Linked DNA regions of Homo sapiens: region 2 is linked to region 1. Evidence: chromatin contacts called from ENCODE Hi-C or POLR2A ChIA-PET data. All regions are on one chromosome and are shown on one strand. The core of a region is the stretch at or near the end of the contact, and the rest is flanking DNA. Distances in the headings are between cores, read along the strand shown.

What was found. A loop is a pair of places that touch in the nucleus more often than their neighbours do. ChIA-PET counts read pairs that join two places held with the same protein, here RNA polymerase II (POLR2A). Pooled maps may share reads with other maps.
Region 2: a loop to region 1 is called in a map of ascending aorta, with 4 times the contacts of the local background. The contact joins the enhancer-like site here to the promoter of VPS26A in region 1. A Hi-C loop is called at or near these places in 1 of 168 maps with a recorded cell type or tissue (ascending aorta) and 6 of 50 pooled maps. POLR2A ChIA-PET finds 5 or more read pairs at or near these places in 1 of 52 experiments (activated CD8-positive, alpha-beta memory T cell).

The regions. Positions count from the first base shown.
Region 1 is chr10:69,120,674-69,126,156 of GRCh38, reverse strand. It overlaps VPS26A (VPS26 retromer complex component A), which reads right to left and starts at 1,979. Exons shown (of 9, transcript NM_004896.5): 1 at 1,877-1,979. The coding sequence starts at 1,879. RefSeq lists enhancers at 1,015-1,521, 2,386-2,745 and a silencer at 1,726-2,125.
Region 2 is chr10:69,359,994-69,365,697 of GRCh38, reverse strand. HK1 (hexokinase 1) reads right to left here. Exons shown (of 18, transcript NM_000188.3): 3 at 5,653-5,704; 4 at 796-915. Among named protein-coding and RNA genes, the nearest start is that of HK1, 44 kb to the right of the region's middle. Within about 2 kb of position 2,922, at least 20 of the 41 ENCODE cell types and tissues checked have a DNase peak (open chromatin) inside an H3K27ac peak, as active enhancers do; they include ascending aorta, where a contact is called at or near this core.

The DNA of each region.
Region 1 (5,483 bases), core at 730-3,229:
CTACTCACTTCTTTTGGTAAAGATATCTTCAAGGGCGCATTTGGAATATTGCGATTTTCAGGATTAACTATTAATATGCAAGTTAAAACTCTTGAGCTTTTAAATAACTGGACTGCAATATATATGACTATAAAAACATGCTAGCAATTGTTTTTATAGTTTTCTAATCTTGGCCTAAACCTCCTATCACTGACTTTAGGTTAATTTAGGATTTTTCATATAATTTCTGAACCCAATATTGAGCATTACCAATTAGCAAAAATACATGGTAGATACATAAAAAGGCAACTTTTTAGTCCCCACTGAAGGAATTTCACTAAGTCCAGTGGATGTAAAGAAATGCAACTCATTGCATTTCTGAGGTGGAAGGCTGACTCTCAAAATTCATTCACTTAGCCCATACACAAGCAATGAAACAGCAAATTTTCATACATATATTACATCTGTGACCATTTCAGTGTTTTAAAGTTTTACAATTTAGTTTCTGTTTGGGTAACTTGAAAATATAAACTGCTCTTGAACATAATTCAAAAAAGCGTATTAAAAGTAATAATTACAAATGTAAGCAAAAAATAGGAGGACCTTTTAAGTTTTCTTTTCAAATGATATTCAATTAAAGAAGCCTGCCCTAACACTGACTAGGCAAGGTCCCCCAATACTTCCTTCTTAGTATCTGTCACAATTCTAATTTCCACGTTAAACAAATAATTTACACAAATAAATGTTTATCTCTCCCTACATTGTAAGCTACGAGAGCAGGTAGGCGCTGTTTCCATTTTACTGGGGTCCCCTAGGCACACCTGAGCAATTATTTGTTGAATGAAAGAAAAAAAGCTCTAAGAATGAACATGAATGTCTGGATTTTGTTTTGTTTTGTTTTGAAAGCAACATCATTACTGAAATTAAAAGTTATTTATTCAAAGTAGCTTTTTAAAAATATACCTGGCTCGGCCTTTTAAGCCAAAAGTCTCAAGCAGTCTATTGAATCAGTGAGCTTTGGGAAGAGCAGGTAGTATTAGGAGAGCATACAGTAGGCGCTAAATGAAGAGAACTGACGACTACTACCAGAAAATGGGTAAAATGAGATCTAACCTAGAGACTGCCGACACCCAGCTAAATACCACAATGCCCAGGCTAGTGCTTCCGCGGACTGTGGTGAGAGCACTGATTCCCCTCCCTCCTCTGCCTCATAGGCCGTTTCAACAACCCAGAGCGTTAAGTTCAGCGAAATAGCTTGCGGACGGAAATGAGAGCCAATGCTTAAAACGGCGGGCACCAAACGGGTGTCTCTGGAGTTAAAGATATCCCCCATTCCAACGTCCTTTTATTTTTCTCTCCCATTTTACAAGTGTCAACAGAAAGCCTGAACTGGGGTCATGAAATCAAAGAATGTCACCATAGTCAGGTTTTAAAATATCAGAGTTTATCAAGTTCGTGACACACTGAGTGCCCAAGTCCCCCGAAGAGTCCGGAGGTGGGGGGCTCCCGGGTCGCCCCACCTGGATGGAAGAGAGGCTGCCCGGGAGGAGAACAGGGACTGGCTACCTAGGAAGGGGAGGCGGCGACCAGCCCCCGCAGAGGCGGGGTCCGAGTCCCCAGCCAGAGCCCCAACAAGCAGTCGAAGAACGCGGGCAGAGGCTCCGACATGGCCAGGAGAGCACGCCGCCGCCCGTAGGTGCTCGGGCCTCGCCGAGACCGGGAAGAGGTGGCGCCGCCAGCTTTTCCCAGACCCAGGGGTGGCCCGACAGGCCTAACCCCGCTCCCCGCCCTGCTCCCCCGTCCCCTCCTCCGGCGACGCCCGGCCCGCGGTTGGCCGGCCCGCCGCGCGCTCCGGGACGAGGGCGGGAGGCGAGCGCGCTGGCCGCCGCGCACTCACCATTGTCAACGCCGCCGCCGCGTCCCCCCTACTCCACTCCTCTTCCCTCAGGAGAACTCCCAGCCCCGGCTCCCTCCGCTCCGGCGCTCCGTCACGTGACCTCGGGCCGCCCCTCACACGTGACCGCTCCCTTCCTCTCCCCCACCCCCGCACCCGTCCCTCTCCCAGCCTCCTGCCCCGCCCTGCTGGCCGCCAGGCACTCCGGGGAGAGGCCGCTTGGAGGCGGGGCCTCAGGCTCCACCCTTCGGAGGGTGGAGAGGGGCGGGCAAATTACGTCGAGTGGGCGGGGCCTGAACAGAGGCGGGTTCGCGGGCTCCTCCTCGCCGTCTCTTCGGTCACCGGACGAGCGGTTCCGTGTCCGGCCTCTTTACCGCACCCAGTTCCTCTTTGTGAAAGTTTGAGCGGCTGGGAAGGAAGGAGGAGAGGAAGGATTCATCTGGAGGCTCTCTCCTTGGCTGGGTCCTTGGGTTGCCGAGGCGAGTGGGAGCCCTACTTCCTTAGGCCTCGCAAGAAGAGATGTGCTCTCTTCGTCCACGGCGAGGCGTTCTGCCACCTTGCCTGAACGCAGTCCCGCTCCACCTCCTTCTGAGTCTGGGTTTTCTTAACTTGGCTTTCTCGCCTCTGAAGAGAAGACCAGTAGAAAAAAATCCTAGGGTACAACTTTCATTGCTTCCCAAAGTCCCCAGATGGCCCCTGAGCGACCCACCCTGAGCCTGGAGGGCTCACAAACCCACCGTTCCGCCCAGCCGTTCTGAGAGGGCAAAGGCGCTCCCCCGAAAGTCCCACGGCGCAGCTGAAGACTACGCTGGCCTGAACTGGATCCTCCTCCCTAGTGTAAGCCTATAGGACCTCCAGATGAGGAAAATACTGTGTGGGATTTCAGAGTATAGTGTTGAAGGGCCACAGTGCACTCTATGCATAACCAAAGCAGAAGAAAAATCCATCCCTGAACGCACTATAATTACCCCACCTTAAAACAGAAGTTTGTGAGGCGAGTCCATGAAACAGGTATCAAAAAAAATTTTTTTATACTTAATCCTCAGTGTGAGCCTCAAATTTAAGAGGATTGAAATCAGAGTATCATCTCTAACCGCAATAGAATTAAAATTAGAAATCAACCCAAACAAGCCAGAAAATTCCGGAAATATTGGAAATTAAGCAACATAATTCCAAATCTCTAGGTCAAAGAAGAGATCAATGGAAATTTAAAAATAAGTTGAGGCCGGGCACGGAGGCTCACACTTGTAATCCCAACACTTTGGGAGGCCAAGGCAGGTGGATCACCTGAGGTCAGACACGAGTATCTCTTGAATCCGGGAAGCGGAGGTTGCAGTGCCCGAGATGGAGCCACTGCACTCCAGCCTGGGCGACAGAGCAAGACTCTGTCTCAAAAATAAAAAATAATAAAAATAAAATAATTTGAAATAAAAGATAATAATACAACATATCAAATTTGTGGAATGCAGTGACACTGTGTAAAAGGAAAATTTGTAGCTTTAAATGCACATATTTGGGCCAGGCATGGTGGCTCACAGTCTATAATTCCAGCACTTTGAGAGGCCGAGGCGGACGGATCACTTGAGGTCAGAAGTTTGAGACCAGCCTGGCCAACATGGCGAAACCCCGTCTCTACTAAAAATACAAAAATCAGCGGGGCATGGTGGTGCACGTCTGTAATCCTAGCTACTCGGTAGGCTGAGGCAGGAGGATCACTTAAACCTAGGAGGCAGAGATTGCAGTGAGCCAAGATTGCGCCACTGCACTCCAGCCTGGTGACAGAGCGAGACTCCATCTCAAAAAAAATAAATAACTATAGTAACACTGATATTGTTGTCTGTTTGAACTGTGAAAAGAAAGCAGCAAAAACAATGCAAATCTTTAATTAATAAAAGTGAAAAATGGTTTTTTTCACTTAGAAGATTTGCCTGTCACCTTGAGAGCTACTCTGGTTCCTACCCACTCTTTTCTGGGACTTAAATATCAACATAACAAAGAGAATAGATGAAAATGCCACACAGGCAAAGAAATACTAGCGAAGCCAGGTATAAATAAGAGGTGGCAAAGAAAGTCACACTAGAAACCAATTTGTACTAATTATTTATTCTACTGATCAAAACCCAATCAATAATTGTGCTATCATAATAAATACAAGAAGCAACAGAATTGTTGAGCTAGTTATTTGTCTGTCTGCCTACCTATCAATCTATTCAGCAAGCCAGAATGTTAGAGCTAGATTGTGAGCAGTACAGTGTTTCACCAGCTGAGAACTGTGGCATCTCTATATTTGCCCTCTGCCAAAAAAAAAAAAAAAAAAAAGGTGGGGTGTGTGAGGAAAATGTGACTAACTTACAGGGATTGACTTTCATCAACAAAAGTACCGAGTTTAGGTCAGAAAGTATTAGATGATAAGATAATCTGAGCTTTTATCAATCAGAAACCAGTTAAGAGAAAAATAGTCATTTGTTCAAATTCACAAAGACTAAAAATTCACATTAATAACTGTGAGAGTGTCAGGGAGCAGCTGTTTGCAGAGTTCACTGGCAAAGTTAAGGGAAGAGAATAAAATACAAATACACAAAAAGGATAAAGAAAGAAAATACAATTTAGGCCGGGCGCAATGGCTCACACCTGTAATCCCAACACTTTGGGAGGCTGAGGTAGGTGGATCACTTCAGCCCAGGAGTTTGAGACCAGCCTGAGCAACATGGTGAGACCTTGTCTCTTGCAAAAGAACAAAAATTAGCTGGGAGTGGTGGCATGTGCCTATTGGACCAGCTGCTCAGGAGGCTGAGGTGGGAGGATAGCTTGAGCCAGGGAGGCAGAGTTTGCAGTGAGCAGAGATTGCACCACTGCACTCCAGCCTGAGCAACAGAGCGAGACCCTGTCTCAAAAAATAAATAATAAATTAATTTAATTTAAAAATAAAATACAATTTAAAGCATGCCAGTGAAGTATAGAAACACTTTTTTCTTTTAACCTCCCAGAGCACATAGAATAGATTTTGCTTAAAAACTTTAGCGAGTGCAGCTGTAATCATGGTAAATATTCTTTTTTTAAAAAATTACAATTATAAAAGCCAAACATTTTTTCACAATATACAGTTTTTTCTTAAATGTACCAATACTTAATGTTTTATCTCACTATTCCTCTTTTCTTTTTAAAATGAGATATAATGTACATACAGTGACATATGTTAGTCTTAAGTGTGCAGTTTGATCAGTTTTGACAATTGCATACATTTTGATTGTGCATGGTGTCACAGGGCGCCGTGGCTCATGTCTATAATCTCAGCACTTTGTGAAGCCAACACAGGAGGATTGCGTGAGGCCAGGAGTTCAAGGCTGCAATGGTCGTGTCGCTGCACTCCAGCCTGGATGGTGGAGCAAGACCCTAGTCTCTAGAAAAAATTTAAAAATTATCCAGGTGGTGGGGCATGCCTGTAGTCACAGCCGCTCAGGAGGCTGAAGCGGGAGAATTGCTTGAGTCCAGGAGTTCCAGGCTATAGTGAACCACACTGGTGCGACTGCACTCCAGTTTGGGCTACAGAGCCAGGCCCTGACTCTTAAAAAAAAAGCATACATTTGTTTAACCCACACCTTCATCAAGA
Region 2 (5,704 bases), core at 1,673-4,172, 240 kb before region 1:
ACAGATTGCCCAGGCTGGTCTTGAACTCCTGGACTTAAGTGATCCTTCTGCTTCGGCCTCCCAAAGTGCTGGGATTACAGGCATGAACCACTGCACCCAACCCCAGAATTCATATTATTAGAAGTTTATTCATGGGTGGTTTGTGTTTGTGGTGTGTGTGGTTTCTGTCTTTCCATGTAAAAAAAGAACAAGGCTGTATGTATTTATTTTGTATTCCTGCAGTGCTGAAGTTCAGTGTTATCATCACAGTCCATCCTTGCTGAATGAATGAACGAATGAAAAAACAAATAGATGACAAACAGGAAGGTGGGTACAACAAGTCACCTCGGAGGTCGCCAAGGGCATCCCTGGGGCTGGAGCCACTGATCAGCTCCACTATGGAGAGGCAGCCCTGGCACCTGAGGGACAGGGCCCTGAGCATATTCGCAGTAACCAGGGCAGTTTCCAGGTAAACATCACACCATGCAATTCTGGCAAAGAGCTTTCCCACCTCTCTCCACCACCATTAAAACTACTTTATTTTCCTTTGCTTGCCTAAGATTAATAAATGCTTCTGTCTACCTGGTGGCCAAAAATACCCTGATTTGTCTCCAAAAATACATAAATAACTGAAGTTTAAGTGAAAAAGTAAACACTATATCATGATACCACACTAACTTCTGCAAATGTTTCTTTAAAAATACCAGACATGCAAACCATTCTGCCAACAAAGGGGAAAAGTTGTGGAGAAAAGGGCTTGTTAGCTTTTCCATCCCGGGGCATCTGCAGAGCCCGATAATCCCAGAACATCCTTACCTCATCTATTTTGGATTGTTGGCAAGGAAAAGAAAACGTGAATCCCACAGGTAACTTCTTGTCCTTGATCTTCCTTTTCTCCATGAAATCTCCCAGGCACTCAGCAACATGATCAAAAAGCTGAAGGAAACATGAGAGCAGTCAGGGGGCCCCAAAGCAGGCTTAGCATTTCATAGAAAAATATAAACCATTCCCTCCCACACACACAGAAAGGAATACATCTACCCAAACAAAGTGCTCGTACTCCTGGGACCTGGTGGCCCTGTCTGAAAAGCCATGCTGTGTGTGAATGCAGAGAAGAGTCACTTTTCAAAAGCTACCCTGTGGGCAAGTACAGCTCTTAAGAAGCAATTCAAAGCCTTCAACAGAACTGGCCTCTCAGTGGTCACTAATATGCAACATCTGGGTACTGAGAAAAATGGAAAAATAATAGAAAACCAGCTATGCCTTCATAACACACAGGTCACGGATCTCCACCAGCCACCAGGTGGAGTGGCCTTCCCGCCCCGCCCGACGCCACGCTCTCTGAAAATTTCAGAAACTCTGAGGGCAATTCCACAGCCTCTAGCCCACTGGAGTGACTTAACAATTCAGACTGTCATAATGTTACTTTTTACTGAAGTGTCTTATGCATACCCCAAAAAGTACACACATCCTAAGTGCAGAGTTCACTGGATTCTCACAAGCTGCAGCTATCCATGTAACCAGCACCCAGATGGAGAAACACGAGATGGAGAAACACCTGTAATATGCCCCCTTCTGCCCCTGCAGTCACTACCGCTACCACCCAGCCCAAGGGCAACTGCCAGCCACCCCGACGTCTATCACCCTCAGTTACATCTGCCTGTTTGTTTGGTGTGTCTAAAGGGAAATGAGACCGTGTGTGCTCTTTGGTGTCTGTGTTCTTTCACTCGACACCATGTGGATGACAGTCATCCACGGAGTTGTCTTTGACAACTGTTCATTCTCATTGCCGCACAGTATTCCTTGGTATGAATATACCACAATTTATCTACCGCACTGTAGCTTAAGCTTGCCTGTGCTATAACATGTTATCTATGACTTATCAGGTACATACATATCTTAGGAATCTGCTAGAAAGAGCCTGGAACACTGGGTCCCTAGCTTCTACATGAATACTGCCCATGAGGAGAGGCTCAACACCTCTAAGGTAATCTTTTTGGATCTCTCTAATAATTCCCTTCATCTCTAAAATATAACCAGGGCCAGGCATGGTGGCTCACGTCTGTAATCCCAATACTTTGGGAGGCCAAGGCAGGAGGATCACTTGAGCCCAGGAGTTTGACACCAGCCTGGGCAACAAAGTGAGACCTCCTCTCTACAAAAAGCTTAAAAATTAGCCAGGCATGCTGGCACATGCCTGTAGTCCTAGCTACTTGGGAGGCTGAGATGAGATGATCCCCTGAGCCCAGGAGGTCGAGGCTACAGTGAGCCATGATCATACCACTGCACTCCAGCCTGGGCAGCAGAGTGAGACCCTGTCTCAAAATATAATCAGAACAGAAGATAATATTCTATGTGTGTTCTAACCAGAAGAGTGGTTAGTAGAACTAAGAACCTCCCTTCTTTATCTCTCTGCCTCTAGTAATCCAACCTGAGCGTATATATATACACTTTTGGCAGCCATGCCACAGCCTAGCTAACCCCTTGTCTCTTTCACATGACTCTCATGACACTAGACCTCCCTTACACATGGCAGTGACACAGCCATGGAGCTTTTTGGAACCCAGAAGAAGGCTGTCTTAGGAGAGCCAAACCATAGTCACATGAAGTGGCCCCAGCCCGAACTCCCAGACAAGGCCAGCTGCCTGAAGGCTTTACTTGCAGGGCCTCATGAGGGGGCCAGAAGTCATTACTGCTGTTCCCATCTTTCCCCAGATCCCCCCCAAGCCAGCTCTAAAGTCGGACTTTGTTGCCAGAGTAATAGAACGCCTGGTCAATTTTAATGTAGGACCTTCTATCCCTGAGTCACTATTACTCAGGCTGCAGAGCAGCTGGCATCTTAGGCTGAGTTGACACATGACCCTCCCCAGAGAAGCCGGCTAAGCTTCCTGCGACCTACATTGCAGACTGATATAAACTCATTACTAAGTTGGTCCTGGCGCCCCACGCCATCTGCACTCGGAGGCTCCAGACTCTCCTGCAGCCTCGGGAGAGAAGGCCGGGTGAAGGGAAGGCTGCCTCAGGAAGGGGCAGAACTCAAATGGATTCCCATGAATGGGACCTGTCACCAGTTCCCGGATCCAGGCCAAACACAACTCCCCAGAGTGCACCATTGAGAAGGAAAGGCCGTTTCTGGAGTGCTGGTGATCCAGGGTGACAAGCCTGCCCAAAGAGGCAGGAAGTGACCCGCCCCAGGCTAGACTATGTCTGCGATCAACCAGGAAAAAAAGTCACCTAACCGCTCTGAACTCAAAGCTTTAGTGTCTTAAAAAAAAAAAAAAAAACATTATTTTCTCTTCTTGCCTGACAACACACTCTTTATTTGAGAAATACACACACTATGGCCAGGCATAGTGGCTCACATCTATAATCCAGCACTTTGGGAGGCTAAAGTGGGAGGATCGCTTGAGTCCAGGAGTTTGAGATCTGCCTGGGCAACCTGGCAAGATCCCATCTTTAAAAAAAAATTTTTTTAATAATTTAAAATAAAAATAAAGACTCAGTCACTCTTATTAAAGATGGCAAATGATGGCTAATACAAAAACTTAAAACATTTACTATTCAAAATTCCCACAACTAAGTAAGTGATATTTTAAGAATGTTCCATTTGTGCTTCTGAATTTATTAAAGCTTAAAAGTGCTCTGGGCTGGGTGTGGTGGCTCACACCTGAACAGGCAGTTCCAGACCAGCCTGACCAACATGGAGAAACCCCATCTCTACGAACAATACAAAATTAGTCAGGTGTGGTGGCGCATGCCTGTAATTCCAGCTATTTGGGAGGCTGAGGCAGGAGAATCACTTGAACCCGGGAGGCGGAGGTTGTGGTGAGCTGAGATCGCGCCACTGCACTCCAGCCTGGGCAACAAGAGTAAAACTCCGTCTTAAAAAAAAGAAGAAAAAAAAGAATTTGCTATAATGGTACTACATTATCATGATTATCGTCATCATCCTCTTTTCAGGCTGCTTAAAAGGAGGAGAGGAAGAAACAGAGACAGTAGGAAATAAAGTGATTCTAGGACTGAGAAGAGGGGACGATGGGGATAGAGGCTGGGAGAGACGAAGAGGGCAGTGGTAAGAAGGTGAGGGTACTCCCTTAATTAACAAACCTTGCTCCTAAAAGGTCAAGCCAAAACACACAGGGAATGTTTGTAAAACACACAGGGAATGTTTGCAGCACAGGGTGAGTCTCAGTGTTGAATGCGCCAGGCTTAGGTAGCTCAACCCAAGGACCTTGGGAAACAGAGTGATAGGCCAGTGTGTGTTCCAAACAGAAAGTGCAGGATGCCAAACCATGGGCTGCTGGCCACCTGCAAGGAGAAGCAATGCAGCAGCCAACTGGGCATGGTCAAGAGACCTACCAGCTGGCAGCCTTTGTGCAGGCGCCAGATGGATGGGCCAGTCTCTGCAGCCCCAGTAATGGGAGTAGCAGGGGAGCCCTTGGGCAGGGCCATCCAGTAGTGATGCACCCAGCTTTGGTGGCCTACTATAAAGTGGCTCACCTGCTCTAGTGACAGTGTCACCTGTGACACTCACTGTGACATAATCTGAAGGGCTCTGAACCCAAATCCCAGGGAGCAGGTTAGCCAGGATTAGCCCTTGTCTCTTGGACAAAGAAAAGGCTTGGTGGCTTGCTCCAGGTCCCACCCACAAGAACTTAAGAGCACAGTAGAGTCAAGAGAAGGCTCCTGGGTCTCATCTCGAAGTCCACCCCAGAACCAGAGTTCCCTGGAAATCTTAGTCATGAACCTTGCGGTGAGCACACCCTCCTTAAAGCAAACATTTGGCCAGCTCTGAGTACATATGCTGGACAGCAGCCACAACTCAGGAGGCGAGCCAGACTGGAGGAGCCAGAATGTCTACAGGAGAGAGGAGGAGTGCACCTTGCCCCACGACGGGCTTAGGGACCCAGAAATGACTGAAAACCTGCAGTGGGCTGCCTGAGCCCTGATCACAGGGTCCTCAGTGAGCTACAGACCCACCACTCCCCGCACCCAGAGAGGAGGGGGCAGGTGGACAGGCCCTTCCTAGGCATGCCCACAGCCCCTTGGGCAGGGAGGAAGGGCAGCCCTTCCTGGGGGCCCAGCGTGGGGAGCCCCAACAGGAGTGTAAAAGGAGGGGACCGTGATTTCCCTGCTTCCTCTGCTTTCTGTGCCAAGGGCTTGTGCAATGGTATTCTAAATCAGGTAACAAGAAGCCCCCAAATAGCCCAGAGCTGTGAGACCTCATTCCTGCCCGACAAGGCCACAGCCATACCCTACAAGGCCGGGGCCTCCAGTAAGTGGGTGAGGCCAATGACCAGGAGAAAAGGGCATTTTCACCCAGGGCTCTGCTAAACCTGCACTGGGGAACCGACCCCAGGATCCACAGGGAATGAGTGCATTTACCCAACAGAGCTGCGGAGCCTCCCTCCTCAAACCCAGACTCTGCTAGTCCAAGCAGCCCACTTCCACTACACCAGTTTGCCCAGACGGAGAGCCTCTGTTTAAGCAGGGCCCCCATGCAGGCTGTCACATCCTCTGCCCAGGAGTCCTTTTACATATGCATCTATGAGGGACTCTTTCCAGCAACCCTCTTCCAGGGGCTTGGGATGCCAGTGCTTTGAGGCCTGGTTCCTGGAGGTAACCAAGGGGATGCTGGCCCGACGGGGTGACCCGGAGGGAGCAGGGACCCACCTGGCTTCCACTGCCGTGCACGATGTTCTCTGGGGTGTCATAAACCTCGGAC